3 separate regions of the Homo sapiens genome follow, and all the other regions are linked to region 2. Evidence: chromatin loops called from intact Hi-C (ENCODE). Cell type or tissue: IMR-90. All regions are shown on one strand.

Region 1 (5,000 bases), 320 kb after region 2:
AAGCTAAAGTATCCTGTGCTAATCTCACAGCATTGCTGAAAACATTTACATGGAGACAATAGATGTGACAGTGTGGTACAGGCACTAGTTGGTATTATGACTCACTCACTCTTTATCCCCAGATTTCTGAAAAGGCTGCTGCTTCCCCCATCTCCAGTTATCTGCCCATTCTAGTCTAGGACCTCATGCCCTCCCCAGCCTTCTCCACCCCATTCCTCTTCTCCAACACAGTTGGACCCACGGATCCTGTTCCTCTGCTGAGGTTTGCTCATCCATGTCTCAGGGTGGGGTGGTCTATCCTGCCTTCCTCTGAATTGAGCTTTCCAGGGATGCCCTTCCCCCTCCACAGAACCTCAAACAGGGCTGCACACACAGAGAAGCTCCACAGGAGATCATGAAGCAGCAAGGCTTGAGTTCTGCATACCTTTCCTCCTCTGGCCTCCCTGTGTCCACTGGGACTCTGGCTGAGCACAGGCAGAGGCATGGGCAGGGGTGAGTGACATTGCTGTGGCAGACACCGTGGAAAGAAGAGGTCAAGAGGGAACTGTGTGAAGCCCTCATTCAGAGAATGGCACAGGAAAATCTCAGGGACTCAGTTACCTATGGTGGTTTTAATTCTAGGACACACCTAATCCCAGTGTCAACTCAGGAGCTAGCCCCTTCTGACTCGGACTGCAAAATCAATTTTCAGCCCTGAAAGAAACTTCCTCAAGTCCGGGCCTCTGGGAAGCCCCTTAGACTGTATGTTTTCAATAAACAAAAACCCTCGGCCATTCTTCTTTTCTCTCCTCGGCTGCTGAGGAGGAATCCTGTATTGTGAGACACTAAGAGAGGGGAGGGAAAGAGGGTTCGCCTAGCCATGAAAGCATCTTCACAGCCTGACTCACAGGTGGGTCACAAGCCTGGCGGGTGATGTAGTATAGAGAATGGAGAAGCACAATCAGAGGGATACCAGGCTTCTGGGGATCCGTCTGCGAGTGAACTGAGGGAAGAGAGTGAGATCCACAGGAGACTAGAAAAGGCGCACTGGCTGGGTGGGAACGAGGCAGCAAAGACAGGAGTGAAAGGAACAATGGGAGGAAGAGAGACATAGAGGGAGTGTGTATATATGTGGATTCAAGATAATGTCTGGGTCTACAACTGTATTTCGAGGCTCCAGATTCACACCTCTTCCTCTCTGCTTCTTTAGTTCCCCAGGTTAGGTGCTTTGCACACATCCCTGCCTCATCCAAGAGCTGTCCTTCATTTCCCCCAAGGACAGGGCTGCTGTCTTCCCCTAGCGACCTTGATGTAGAGGTACACCCTGACGGAGACTGTGAAATGGCCCCACCCCCACCCTCTGTTCCTTCTCTGGGAGTCACCTGGGTGGTGGTCCTGCCCCTGCTTTGCCGCCTCAGTCACTCTGAGTCTCGGCCCCGCCCCGCCGCCCCCGCCTTCAGCACTAGGGACAGCGACCAGAGCTGAGGTCTGGACCCCCCGCCCCCTTCAGCGTCCCTATTTTTCCTGGTAGTCTGTCATGCTGAACTAGGCAGGTGCTAAGGAGCGGGTGTGGGGATGGGAGATGGCGGAGCTCGGCTTCTCCCTCAGACTGGCCCCGATACTTAGAATATAATTTCCTAGATCTCCAGCAAGCAGGACTGGAGGAGGCAGGGGTCCCAAACTCTGGTAGTTCCTTTGGTCCGGATGGGGTCCCGGGTTCCTGAAAGAGGAAATCCAGGTCTCTGGAGATCCCCTGATGTCTGCTTGCCCCTTCTGGTGCCCCCAGCCTGTCCAGGCACGGAGGACCTCCGGCAGGGGATACCCGCCCAGGAATTCCCAGGCTAGACTGGTGCAAGTGACTCTCCCGCCCCACCAAGGGACCCCGGGCTGGAAATGAAGTGACCGTGGAGGGTGGGGCGGGCCGGGTCCCGGTGTCGCTGCCCGCGAGGGTGGGATTGATGTACCCTGCCCTCCCCGCCAAGCCCCCAATACCGGAAGTCGCTGTAGGGGTGGATGATCCAGGCCCCCGCTGACTTCACCCGCTCCTGCTCGATTTCCACTGCTTTGTGGCTGCCGAACACCCGAAGGGAGAACTTGTTGACCGTAGGCTGGAGCAGCGTCCCAAGGTGCCTCCTCTTAGGCTCAGGCCCAGATTTGGGGATCGGACCTGAGGCCGCGGTCGCAGGCGGGGGAGCAACGGGAGGCACCGCCTCCAGTCCAGGGGTCGCCCCTTCGCTGGCCCCCGCCGCCGGCCGCTGCTCTGCCTCCATGGCGCCCACCCCGCTTACACGCTCGGCCTCCTAGAGCCCTCTGTGGCCATCAGGTACCCGCAACCCCTCCAGAGCAGGAGTCGGCGCAGCCCCGCGGGCTCTAGCGGAGGCGTCGTAGGCTCGGAATCGCCGGCGCGCGGGGCGGAGGGGGTGTGTGCTAGACTGGCGGGCGGCGGGCGGGCTGCGCGGCGCCCCCTGGCGAGGGCCGCGCCAAGACCGGGCGGGGCTGGGACGCCGGGATCCTGGAGGAACTCCGAGAGGGGCGTGGCTTAGCAAAGAAGGCGGGGAGCGCAGCCTGAGCCAGGGAGAGGGCGTGGCCTAGCGTTGGCCTTTCATCCACTGAGAACCAGGGAGGAGGAGCCCCCTGCAGTGGCGGGAAAATCGGACGCGGGTTTGTAGCTTGAAGGACTTGGGAGGGAGAGGGATTGGGGACCAATGGAAGAAGTGGAAATGGCTTTTGGGATTCTTCTCCACTCTCGCCCAGGGACTTCTGTCCTGCTCCCGTCTTCTCTCAACACTGTCCTAGGCATATTCTTGTCTTTTGGTCTCCTCCGAACTGCTTCCCCTAGTATTTAATTTCCTAATTCATTCTGTCAGCCTTCACCAAGTGCAACTCTGCCTGTCATTGAGTGGATGCTGAGGAAACAAAAATGAATACAAAAGTCCTAGTCTTAGCATCTCCATGTAGTAATGGAAAACAACACAAAACAAAACAAAAACAAAGGCCTAGCCATAAAGCCACTGCTCATCTGTGCCCAACGACAGACAGGTAAATTGCAGTGCTATGCGAAGTGCTACAAATTCCTAAATATCTCAAATTCTCCCCTTCATCTCCAATTCTTATTACCACTGCCTCATTTCAAGCCCTCAGCATTTTTTCACTTAAATTACTTCGGAAACCTCTAAAAGAGTCTTCAACCTCTTCCAGGCCAATTCTTCTTCCATTCCCTGCCAGTTACCTTCCTAAAATCCAACTATGGCTGTGTCACTTGCTTGAAGCCCATCAAGCTTTCCCATCTTCTACAGGGGTACATTTAAGCTGCTTAGCATGGTGTACCAGGCCCAAAAAATTTGGACCTAGTTTCAACAGTCTCTCTTCTGACAGTCCCTCTCTTGAAAGCCACAGCCCCAATCATGCTGAAAGACTTTGTGCTGCCTTGTCTCTATGCTTTTGCAAATATTTTCTCTGCCTGGTATTCTCCTCCAATTCACTTTCGAACAGTTGGTTCAGATCTTGCTTTCTCTAGGAAACCTAGGAACACATTTCCAACTCTCCTTTCCTCAGGTAGGGTCTATTCTAGAGCTTTTTTACAGCAGCCAGGGCACCACTGTTTTGAGCAACTCATGTCACAGGGCTACCATTATTATTATTATTTTAGAGATGAGGTCACACTATGTTGCCCAGGCTGGTTTTGAACTCAGAGCTCAAGTGATCTTCCTGCCTTGGCTTCCCAAAGTGCTAGGATTACAGGCATGAGCATGGTCTCATTATTTATTTACAGATTTTCTCTCCTGTTAGATTGTGAAACTCTGAGAAACAGGAACCTTGCACCTGGCATAATTCTGGACACATAGTGGACATTCAGTAAATGCTTGTTGAATGAATTAATAATCTAGGAAAATGTTCCAGGAGGTGGAAGTGAAATCTTTACTTCTCTCTCCCCGACTCCTTCATTGATTGCTCTCCATGTTCTATTCCAGGGAACTTCTCTAAACTATGTCTGGTTATCTGATCTAACCTCCATCTGACCATCCTTCATCCAGCTCCTCTCTAATATTTCCTGACTTTATTTATTTACTCATTCTAGAGTCAGGGTCTTGCTCTGTTGCTCAAGCTGGAGTGCAGTGGTGTGATCATGACCCACTGCAGCCTCAAAGCAATCTTCCCACCTCAGTTTCCTGAGTAGCTGGGACTACAGGTGTGAGCCACCTTGCTCAGCTCCCTGACTTTAATATCGTTATTCTCAGATTATATTATTTCTCTTTCAATTGACCTTTCTGACCACTTCTCAATTCCTTCTGTAAAGTCTCTAACTCTTTCTCTTTCTCATTTTCTTTTTTTCTTTTCTTTTCTTTTTTTTTTTTTTTTTTTTTTGAGATAGAGTCTCACTCTGTCGCCCAAGCTGGAGTGCAGTGGCACGATCACGGGTCACTACAGCCTCAACCTCCCCAGGCTCAGGTGATCCTCCCACCTCAGCCTCCCGAGTAGCTGGGACTACAGGTGGGAGACACCATGAATGGCTAATTTTTATTTTTTATTTTATTTTATTTTAGACACAGTCTCACTCTGTCGCCCAGGCTGGAGTGCAATGGCACCATCTCGGCTCACTGCAACCTCCACCTTCTGGATTCAAGCGATTCTCGTGCCTCAGCCTTCCAAATAGCTGGGATTACAGGCACCTGCCATCACACCCGGCTAATTTTTGTATTTTTAGTAGAGACAGGGTTTCACCAGGTTGGCCAGGCTGGTCTCGAACTCCTGTGCTCAAGTGATCCACCTTCCTGGGCCTCCAAAACTGTTGGGATTACAGGCATGAGCCACCGCGCTTGGCCTAATTTTTGTATTTTTTTTTTTTTTTTTTTTTTTTTTTTTGAGACGGAGTCTCGCTGTCGCCCAGGCTGGAGTGCAGTGGCGCAATCTCGGCTCACTGCAGGCTCCGCCCCCTGGGGTTCACGCCATTCTCCTGCCTCAGCCTCCCGAGTAGCTGGGACTACAGGCGCCCGCCACCTCGCCCGGCTAATTTTTTGTAT
Region 2 (5,000 bases):
ATTCTCATGCCTCAGCCTCCCAAGTAGCTGGTATTACAGGCATGCACCACCACATCTGGCTAATTTTTTATATTTTTAGTAGGGACGGGGTTTCGCCATGTTGGCCAGGCTGGTCACGAACTCCTGATGTCAAGTCATCTGCCCACCCTGACCTCCCAAAGTGCTTGGATTACAGGCATGAGCCACCCACGCCTAGCCTTTAATTAGCATCTTTATCTCTAAATCTTTGATGTTTCATCTTTCATAGTCTTTCAGCTTACCAAATAATAGGTTTAACATTCAGCTAATCAAAAAACTTGGGAGCCAGGTGTGGTGGTCCACTCCTGTAGTCCCAGCTACTTGGGAGCAAAAGTGGAAGGAGTGCTTGAGGTCAGGAGTTTGAGATCAGGATGGGCAATGCAGTGAGACCCCATTAAAAAAAAAAGAGAGAGAGAAACACGGCTTAGGTGGTTCCAGAATGATGTCAAAATAAGTCTCAAATTCCTCAGCATGACAAGGCCACTGTGATGACTTCAATTCAAGTTTCTAGTTTCATTTATAGCCATAGGACCATGCTAAAACATGTCATTTTACTGCTTCGATACTTCTGCTCATTCTACTTCAACTTCCCTCTCTCTCCATTTATTTACTTATTTATTTACTTAATTTTCTTTTTGAGAGTCTCACTCTGTCACCCAGGCTGGAGTACAGTGGCATGATCTCTGCTCACTGCAACCTCCCTCTCCCAGGTTCTAGTGATTTTCGTGCCTCAACCTCCAAGTAGCTGGGATTACAGGCGCCTGCCACCACGCCTGGCTAATTTTTGTATTTTTAGTAGAGACGGGGTTTCATCATGTTGGCCAGGCTGGTGTCGAACTCTTAGCTTCATGTGATCCACCCGCCTCGGTCTCCCAAAGTACTGAGATTACAGGTGTGAGCCACCGCACCTGGCCCTCTGTCCCCATTTAAATCTTACCCATTCATCAAGTCTCAACTCAAATGTCACATCCTCAGTGAAAATTTGCCAGACACCTCCAGTCAAAAGTAATTCTCTTTCCTTACTGCTAATAGCACTCTTTACATTGCATGGCATTTTTTTTTTTTTAGACGGAGTCTCGCTCTGTTGCCCAGGCTGGAGTGCAGTGGCATGATCTCGGCTCACTGCAAGCTCCGCCTCCCGGGTTCATGCCATTCTCCTGCCTCAGCCTCCCGAGTAGCTGGGACTACAGGCGCCTGCCACCACACCCGGCTAGTTTTTTTGTATTTTTAGTAGAGACAGGGTTTCACTGTGTTAGCCAGGATGGTCTCGATCTCCTGACCTCGTGATCTGACCACCTCAGCCTCCCAAAGTGCTGGGATTATGGGCGTGAGCCACCGCACCCGGCCCGAATGGCAATTTTATTACACTGCCTTGTGTTGTACTCATGCCTACTGTTAACTGAGTATCTATTAGATGTTAGGCAATACAGTATTGTACATGCACTAGTTTTAAACCTAGAAATCCTAGCAGATAGGCAGAATATTATCAACCCTGTGTTATGATGGGGAAGACAAGGTTCAGGGAAGTTGAGTAATTTTGATTAAGGTCACAGAGTTAGTAGATGGTGAACCAGAATTCACATCCAAGTTTGTCTCACTTTAAAATATCTATTTTTTAGAATTGTATCATGTTACGTTACACATGTTTGTCTTCTTGGCTACATGCTTGGAAGAGAAGGAATCAGATTTCATTCATTTTCGTATCTCCTTCTCTGAGTACTTAACACACTATAAGTACTTAGTCTTTTGCCCTCGAATAAAGAATCTGCCATTGAAGACATGCAGTGAAGGAGTATGTAAAGCATCCACTAAGAACAGTAGGCCAGGTGCGGTGGCTCACGCCTGTAATCCCAGCACTTTGGGATGCCAAGGTGGGCAGATCACCTAAGGTCAGGAGTTTGAGACCAGCTTGGCCTAAATGGTGAAACTCTGTCTCTACTAAAAATACAAAAAAATTAGCCAGGTGTGGTGTTGCACGCCTATAATCCCAGCTATTGGGGAGCCTGAGGCAGAAGAATTGCTTGAACCTGGGAGGTGGAGGTTGCAGTGAGCCAAGATCGTGCCATTGCACTCCAGCCTGGGAGACAGAGCAAGACTCCATCTCAAAAAAAAAAGAAAGTAAACTGCTCTGTAGGAAATTTAGGTATACACAGAAACCTCTGAACCATTTAATATAAAGTAACTGTAAGCTGGGCACAGTGGCTCGCTCCCAGCACTTTGGGAGCCCAAGGCGGGTGGATCACTTGAGGTCAGGAGTTCGAGACCAGCCTGGACAACTTGGGGAAACGCTGTCTCTACTAAAAGTACAAAAATTAGCCGGGGCATGGTGGCAGGCGCCTGTAATCCCAGCTACTCAGGTGTCTGAGGCACAAGAATCACTTGAACCCGGGAGCCACAGGTTGGAGTGAGCCGAGATTGTGCCACCGCACTCCAGCCTGGGAAACAGAGTGAAGCCCCATCTCAAAAAAAAAAAAGTAACTGTCAAGTACTAGAGTTACTCCAGCTTTGTCTGAGAATGTATAACTGTAAATTACAGCAGAAGCAGCAATGCTTGGGAAATATCCAAATATCCAAATCATTCTCTACACTTCTCACCCTCCCTTGCAGAAACAGGAGGAGTCATGTGATTCCTTTGGCTAAACACCTATGAATGGAAATAACTTGTGTTATTGTGTCCTTTCTAATCAGAGCCAATTAAGTGTGAGGTATAAATTATCTCTCCCTCCCCACCTTAAAAGCTACATGTTGCGATGTATCCCAAGAAGGTAAACTTTTGTCCCTCCATCCAGACTTCAATCTTGCTTGCAAAGCCGTTTTGAAAGACAGGAACAGCAAAAACAAAGCAAAACACATGCACACAACACAAACAATATCCTTTGTGTTAGGCCACTGAGAATACAAGGCTTGTTACTTCAGCATAGCAATCTGAATAACACACACTAGTACTACTTAAACGCTACTCAATTTTATCTACCGGAGAGAAAGCACCATGCCTCTTTACAAAGCAGAGTGGAAAACAAACTATTCAAGGGCCACAAGGTGGTGCTATTTCTACAGTAATGTGATGAAATTTTTGTTATACTTTTTTTTTGACATAGGGTGGGGTCTTGCTATATTGCCCCGGACAGTCTCAAATTCCTGGGCCCGCATGATCCTCCTGCCTCAGCCTCCCAAGTAGCTGAAACTACAGGTACTTTTTGAAGCAAATTAGAAGCTAGCAAAATGGAATCTTTTTTTTTTTTTGAGACGGAGTTTCGCTCTTGTTGCCCAGGCTGGAGTGCAATGGTGTGATCTTGGCTCACTGCAACCTCTGCCTCCCGGGTTCAAGCGATTCTCCTGCCTCAGCCTCCCGAGTAGCTGGGATTACAGGCATGCGCCACCACGCCTGGCTAATTTTGTATTTTTAGTAGTGACGGGGTTTCTCCATGTTGGTCAGGCTGGTCTTGAACTCCCAACCTCAGGTGATCGCCTGCCTCGGCCTCCCAAAGTGCTGGGATTACAGGTGTAAGCCACCACACCTGGCCTACAGCAAAATGAAATCTTTAGTTCTTAAAGTTTTATATATGATATCACTTAAGTAGACTGTTGTTTCCAAAGAAAACAACCATCTGTACTATTGCCTCTGTACAGTTCCAGAATGAACATCCTGCAGTTTCTGAAACAGCATTTGTGGGCCAATCTAGAAGATCACCGTGATGGTTAATATTAAGTGTCGACTTGGCCTAGGAATTTCGCATATCTCCTTCGCAGTGCAGCTCCTTCAATCTCACCATGGCCTCTGCCAGAATGCAGATCCTGGGAGTCGTCCTGACACTGCTGGGCTGGGTGAATGGCCTGGTCTCCTGCGTCCTGCCCATGTGGAAAGTGACCACTTTCATCGGCAACAGCATCGTGGTGGCCAGGTGGTGTGGGAGGGCCTGTGGATGTCCTGAGTGGTGCAGAGCACTAGCCAGATGCAGTGCAAGGTGTACGACTCACTGCTGGCGCTGCCACAGGACCTGCAGGCTGCACGTGCCGTCTGTGTCATCACCCTCCTTGTGGCCCTGTTCGGCTTGCTGGTCTACCTTGCTGGGGCCAAGTGTACCACCTGTGTGGAGGAGAAGGATTCCAAGGCCCGCCTGGTGCTCACCTCTGGGATTGTCTTTGTCACCTCAGGGGTCCTGACACTAATCCCCGTTTGCTGGACGGCGCATGCCATCATCTGGGACTTCTATAACCCCCTGGTGGCTGAGGCCCAAAAGTGGGAGCTGGGGGCCTCCCTCTACTTGGGCTGGGCGGCCTCAGGCCTTTTGTTGCTGGGTGGCAGGCTGCTGTGCTGCACTTGCCCCTCCGGGGGGTCACGGGGCCCCAGCCATTACATGGCCCGCTACTGGACATCTGCCCCTGCCATCTCTCGGGGGACCTCTGAGTACCCTACCAAGAATTACGTCTGACATGGAAGTGAATGGGGGCTCCGCTGGCACTAGAGCCATCCAGAAGTGGCAGTGCCCAACAGCTTTGGGATGGGTTCATATCTTTTGTTTCTGCCTCCTTCTATTTTTCTTTTGACTGAGGGTATTTAAAATTCATTTAAAAACTGAACCAAGAAGATGACTCAGACTCCCACTTAGGTTCTGCTGTTTCTCACCCTTGGATGATGGAGCCAAAGAGGGGATGCTTTGAGATTCTGGATCTTGACATGCCCATTTTAGAAGCCAGTCAAGCTGTGGAACTAATGTGGAGGCTGCTTGCTGTGCTGGCCTTTGCAACAAGACAGACTGTCCCCAAGAGTTCCTGCTGCTGCTGGGGGCTGGGTTTCCCTAGATGTCGCTGGACAGCTGCCCCCCATCGTACTCAGGCCTCTGGAGCTCCTCTCTTCACCCATGGAAAAGCAAGTGATCTGTTAACAAAGGACTGCCTACCTCCGGAACTTCTGACCTCTGGCTCCTCCGTCCTGGATGTCCACCTTGCAGGGTCAGGTCCCAGCTATGTAGACCCCCGCC
Region 3 (5,000 bases), 340 kb after region 2:
GAAGGGAGCAGGGGCCAGGGCACGCAGGTATGGTGGGGGCAGGGGTGTGTGTGCTGAGACTTGCCTGAGGGAACAATGGCTACAGATCTGGCTTTTGAGCACCAGGGGCTATGGGTTATCTATTATCCTCATCTATTGGAGGAATGGATGTTTAGTGGGGAGGATGAGAAGGGGAGATGGCAGGGAGTGAGTTAAGTATGTGATGCTGGTCTGGGACCAGGAGAGGGTGCTTTAGAGAATGGGACTGGATGGTGGGGTAGAGTCAAGAAGGTCCTATGCTGGGCACGGTGGCTCATTCCTGTAATCCCAGCACTTTGAGAGGCCCAGGCAGGCGGATCACCTGAGGCCAGGAGTTCAAGACCCACCTGGCCAACATGGCGAAACCCTGTCTCTATTAAAAATACAAAAATCGGGCCGGGCGCAGTGGCTCGTGCCTATAATCCCAGCACTTTGGGAGGCTGAGGAGGGCAGATCACCTGAGATCAGGAGATCGAGACTATCCTGGCTAACATGGTGAAACCCCATCTCTACTAAACATACAAAAAATTAGCCAGGCGTGGTGGCGGGCGCCTGTGGTCCCAGCTACTCGGGAGGCTGAGGCAGGAGAATGGCATGAACCTGGGAGGCAGAGCTTGCAGTGAGCTGAGATAGTGCCACTGCACTCCAGCCTGGGCGACAGAGCAAGACTCCATCTCAAAAAACAAACAAACGAAATACAAAAATTAGCCAAGTGTGGTGGCGGGTGCCTGTAATCCCAGCTACTTGGGAGTCTGAGGCAGGAAAATTGCTTGAACCGGGGAGACAGAGGCTGCAGTGAGCTGAGATGGTGCCACTGCATTCCAGCCTGGGCGACAAGAGCAAGACTCCGTCTCAAAAAAAAAAAAAAAAAAAAAAAAAATATATATATATATATATATATATATATATATACACACAAAATTACAAAAATTAGGCTGGGCTCCGTGGCTCATGCCTGTAATCCCAGCACTTTGGGAGGCCAAGGCAGGAGGATCACCAGATATCAGGAGTTTGACACCAGCCTGGCCAACATGGCGAAACCCTATCTCTACTAAAAATACAAAAATTATCCGGGTGTGGTGGCGGGTGCCTGTAATCCCAGCTACTCGGAAGACTGAGGCTGGAGAATCGCTTGAACCTGGGAGGCAGAGGTTGCAGTGAGCTGAGATGTAGCCATTGTACTCCAGCCTGGGCGACAAGAGTGAAACTTCGTCTCGAAATAATAATAATAATAATAATTAGCTGGGCATGGTTGCACACCCTTATAATTCCAGCTACTCAGGAGGATGAGGCATGGGAATTGCTTGATCTTGGGAGGTGGGGGTTGCAGTGAGCTGAGATCGCGCCACTGCACTCCAGCAACAGAGTCAGACTCTGTCTCAAAAAAAAAAAGAAGGTCCTAGATGGAGGTGAGGCTAAAGGGTGGACATTCCTGTGAAGACACAGAATGTGTGGAGCTTCTGGATGGAGGTGGGGCCATAAAGAGGAATTTGTGGGTGGGCAGGGCCAGAGCTAGAGGTACAGGGTGAGCGTGGGGTTAAGGAGAGCTGATTTTGGGTGAGGGAGGGGCCAGAACAAGAGCTTCTCTCAGGGGATAGGGCCAGAAAAAATAATGTAGATGAGAGAGGAGTTTGGGGGCCCAGGAGGAGCTGTATTCCCAGAATCCAGACTTGCTGACCTGCTCGCTTCCCCAGCAGCTGGCCCCTGAGCGGTCAGTCTCAGGCCCACTGGGACCTCTGGGCTGCACGTCCCCGCCCCCAGCCCCTCTCCTACACACCATGCTGGACCTGGAGGAATTTGTCCCGCCTGTGCCCCCACCGCCCTACTATCCCCCAGAGTATACCTGCAGCTCAGAAACAGATGCACAGAGGTAAGGCCTGGTGGGGTCTTGCTGGGGGAGCTAAGGAAGGGGACTGGGGCTGGGCCTGGATTGCTGGAGAGAGGGATCTTTGTGGAGGGGGAATTATTTCTCCTACATTGACCCTCTTCCTCATCTGCCAGCATCACGTACAATGGCTCCATGGACAGCCCAGTGCCCTTGTACCCTACCGATTGCCCCCCTTCTTATGAGGCAGTCATGGGACTACGAGGAGACAGCCAGGTGAGAGCACAGCACGGCTTGGGGCGGGCTGGGGAGCCGGGTTGTAGCCTGGAAAGCTGAACAGGCTGTAGCCTCTGGATAAAGATAGTAACAGTGGTCAAGGTCTTTACAGCACCAGCATGCCCACTGTTGCCTTTGATCTTCCCTAGAGCCTGGTGAGGTGAGTGGGTTGGAAGCTATCATTTCTGCCATACAGACGTGGAAGCTGAGGCTGCACAATTAAGTGACTTGTACAAAGGGACAAGGCTGGTCTGGAATCTAAGTCTCCAGAGCTCTGTCTAGCACATGGGGGTGTTCAGTGTGTAGGGCTGAACCCTTGACCCTGTGTCTTCTGCAGGCCACTCTCTTTGACCCTCAGCTTCACGATGGCTCGTGCATCTGTGAACGAGTGGCCTCCATTGTAGACGGTGAGCAGGGCGTAATGAGGGGTGGACAAGGGCGGGGCTGCCAGGGATAGCTGGGGTGGGTAGAGACAATAGAAGGGGAAAACAAGGCGGAGTTGGTGGTTTGGGGACATAGGAGGGCTGTGGCAACTTGGAACCCTGGACTTATTTTTCTCCTCTGAGATAAAGCTGGAGGCACAGTGGCCCCTAGAGGCTGGGCTTGGGAGAAGAGGAACTGCCTGGGCAGGGCTAGGCCAGGCCAGGCTGGTGCTACACAGCGCCCCCTGCCGCCCACAGTGTCCATGGACAGCGGGTCTCTGGTGCTGTCAGCCATTGGTGACCTCCCTGGGGGCTCTAGCCCGTCGGAGGACTCGTGCCTGCTGGAGCTGCAGGGCTCCGTGCGCTCCGTGGACTACGTTCTCTTTCGCTCCATCCAGCGCAGCCGTGCCGGCTACTGCCTCAGCCTGGACTGTGGCCTGCGGGGCCCCTTCGAGGAAAGCCCCCTGCCACGGCGCCCCCCACGGGCTGCCCGCTCCTATTCCTGCTCTGCCCCTGAAGCTCCACCCCCACTGGGTGCCCCCACAGCTGCCCGCAGCTGCCACCGGTTGGAGGGCTGGCCGCCCTGGGTGGGACCCTGCTTCCCCGAGCTGAGGCGGCGGGTCCCCCGGGGAGGGGGCCGCCCAGCCGCAGCCCCGCCCACCCGAGCCCCGACTCGTCGCTTCAGCGATAGCTCAGGTTCCCTCACCCCACCGGGGCACCGGCCTCCTCATCCGGCATCCCCACCACCGCTGCTGCTGCCACGGTCCCACAGCGACCCAGGCATCACGACCTCCAGTGACACTGGTGAGCCCCCTCCCCGACTGCCCAGGCTCAGGAGAGGGTAGGCACTGGGAGTTAGGTGGCCAGTGATGCCCACCAGGATTGGGGCACAGTTGAGGTCCCTGAGGAGGAAGAAAGGGTGAGTTCACTCCTCTGGTAGACACTTCTCAGGTACTCACCTCCTAGGGACAGAACATCCATAGCTTAGCAGCTAAAAAAGGAGAATTTTTTTTTTTTTTTGAGACGGAGTCTCTGGCTCTGTCGCCCAGGCTGGAGTGCAGTGGCATGATCTTGGCTCACTGCAACCCGTTTCCCGGGTTCAAGTGACTCTCTCCTGCTTCAGCCTGCCGAGTAGCTGGGACTACAGGTGTGCGCCACCATGACCGGCTAATATTTTTTTTTTTTTTTTTTTTTGAGACGGTGTCTCGCTCTGTCACCCAGGCTGGAGTGCAGCCGCGCGATCTGGGCTCACTGCAAGCTCCGCCTCCCGGGTTCACGCCATTCTCCTTCCTCAGCCTCCCGAGTAGTGAGTAGCTGGGACTACAGATGCCTGCCACCACGCCCGGCTATTTTTTTGTATTTTTAGTAGAGATGGGGTTTCACCGTGTTATCCAGGATGGTCTCAATCTCCTGACCTCGTGATCTGCCCGCCTCGGCCTCCCAAAGTGCTGGGATTACAGGCATGAGTCACCGTGCCCGGGCAATTTTTGTATTTTTTAGTAGAGACAGGGTTTCACCCTTTTGGCCAGGCTGGTCTTGAACTCCTGACCTCAAGTGATCCACCCGCCTCGGCCTCCCAAAAGGATTTATTTTTTGAAACCAGTTCCACAGCTCTCAGCTTGGTCCACTTATCTGTCCTCCCCAAGCTTCAGCTGTCACTTGTTAAACATGTATAATAATAGTACTTCAGGCCGGGCACGGTGGCTTGCACCTGTAATCCCAGCACTGTGGGAAGCTGAGGTGGGTGGATCACCTGAGGTCGGGAGTTCGAGACCAGCCTGGCTAACATGGTGAAACCCTATCTCTACTAAAAATACAAAAATTAGCCAGGTGTGGTGGAGCGCGCCTGTAATTCCAGCTACTAACAGAGAGGCTAAGGCAGGAGAATCGCTTGAACCTGGAAAGCAGGGGTTGCCGTGAGCCAAGATCATGCCACTGCACTCCAGCCTGGGTGACAGAGACACACTCCATCTCAAAAACACAAACAAACAAACAAAAAACATGTATAATAACAGTACTTCAGCCATAGGCATTGTACTCGAAGATGCTGAGAAAGGAGACAGTGGCCGGGCAAGGCTGTTCACACCTATAATCCCAGCACTTTGGGAGGCCAAGGCAGGTGGATCACCTGAGGTCAGGAGTTCAAGACCAGCCTAGCCAACATGGTGAAACCCCCATCTCTACTAAAAATTGAAAAATTAGCTGGGCCTGGTGGTGGACGCCTGTAATCCCAGCTACTAGGGAGGCTGAGGCAGGAGAATCGCTTGAACCTGGGAGGCGGAGGTTGCAGTGAGCTGAGATCGTACCACTGCACTCCGGCCTGGGCAACACAGTGAGACTCCATCTCAAAAAAATAAGAAAGGAGATAGTACTGGGGAACGCTCAGCACTGTGCGCCAGGTGCTGAACAACACCACTGCAGTCCTTGTTGTGGTGGATTGTACCATCTAGTTGCTGGCT

Evidence for each region. Peaks named below come from ENCODE experiments on the same cell type or tissue, not always from the same donor. Only the 100,000 strongest peaks of a DNase experiment are listed, where the experiment ranks them.
Region 1: a loop joins it to region 2, with 5 times the contacts of the local background. A loop is called at or near these places in 17 of 110 quality-filtered maps.
Region 3: a loop joins it to region 2, with 4 times the contacts of the local background. A loop is called at or near these places in 74 of 110 quality-filtered maps.

The regions. Positions count from the first base shown.
Region 1 is chr1:155,274,840-155,279,839 of GRCh38, reverse strand. HCN3 (hyperpolarization activated cyclic nucleotide gated potassium channel 3) reads right to left here and starts at 2,377. Exons shown (of 8, transcript NM_020897.3): 1 at 1,972-2,377. The coding sequence starts at 2,249. In IMR-90, CTCF peaks have their summits at 1,256 and 2,462 (motif pointing left); a DNase peak (open chromatin) is centred at 2,529; H3K4me3 peaks cover 955 bases; H3K27ac peaks cover 391 bases.
Region 2 is chr1:155,590,052-155,595,051 of GRCh38, reverse strand. It overlaps a transcript of MSTO1 not described here and the pseudogene LOC284620. Among named protein-coding and RNA genes, the nearest start is that of MSTO1, 18 kb to the left of the region's middle. RefSeq lists an enhancer at 3,623-4,202. In IMR-90, a CTCF peak has its summit at 3,065 (motif pointing right); a DNase peak (open chromatin) is centred at 3,061.
Region 3 is chr1:155,248,621-155,253,620 of GRCh38, reverse strand. It overlaps ENTREP3 (endosomal transmembrane epsin interactor 3), which reads left to right. Exons shown (of 12, transcript NM_006589.3): 6 at 1,716-1,888; 7 at 2,020-2,119; 8 at 2,457-2,526; 9 at 2,800-3,345. Among named protein-coding and RNA genes, the nearest start is that of ENTREP3, 4.4 kb to the left of the region's middle. RefSeq lists an enhancer at 3,104-3,706. In IMR-90, a CTCF peak has its summit at 2,751 (motif pointing left); a DNase peak (open chromatin) is centred at 2,730; H3K27ac peaks cover 203 bases.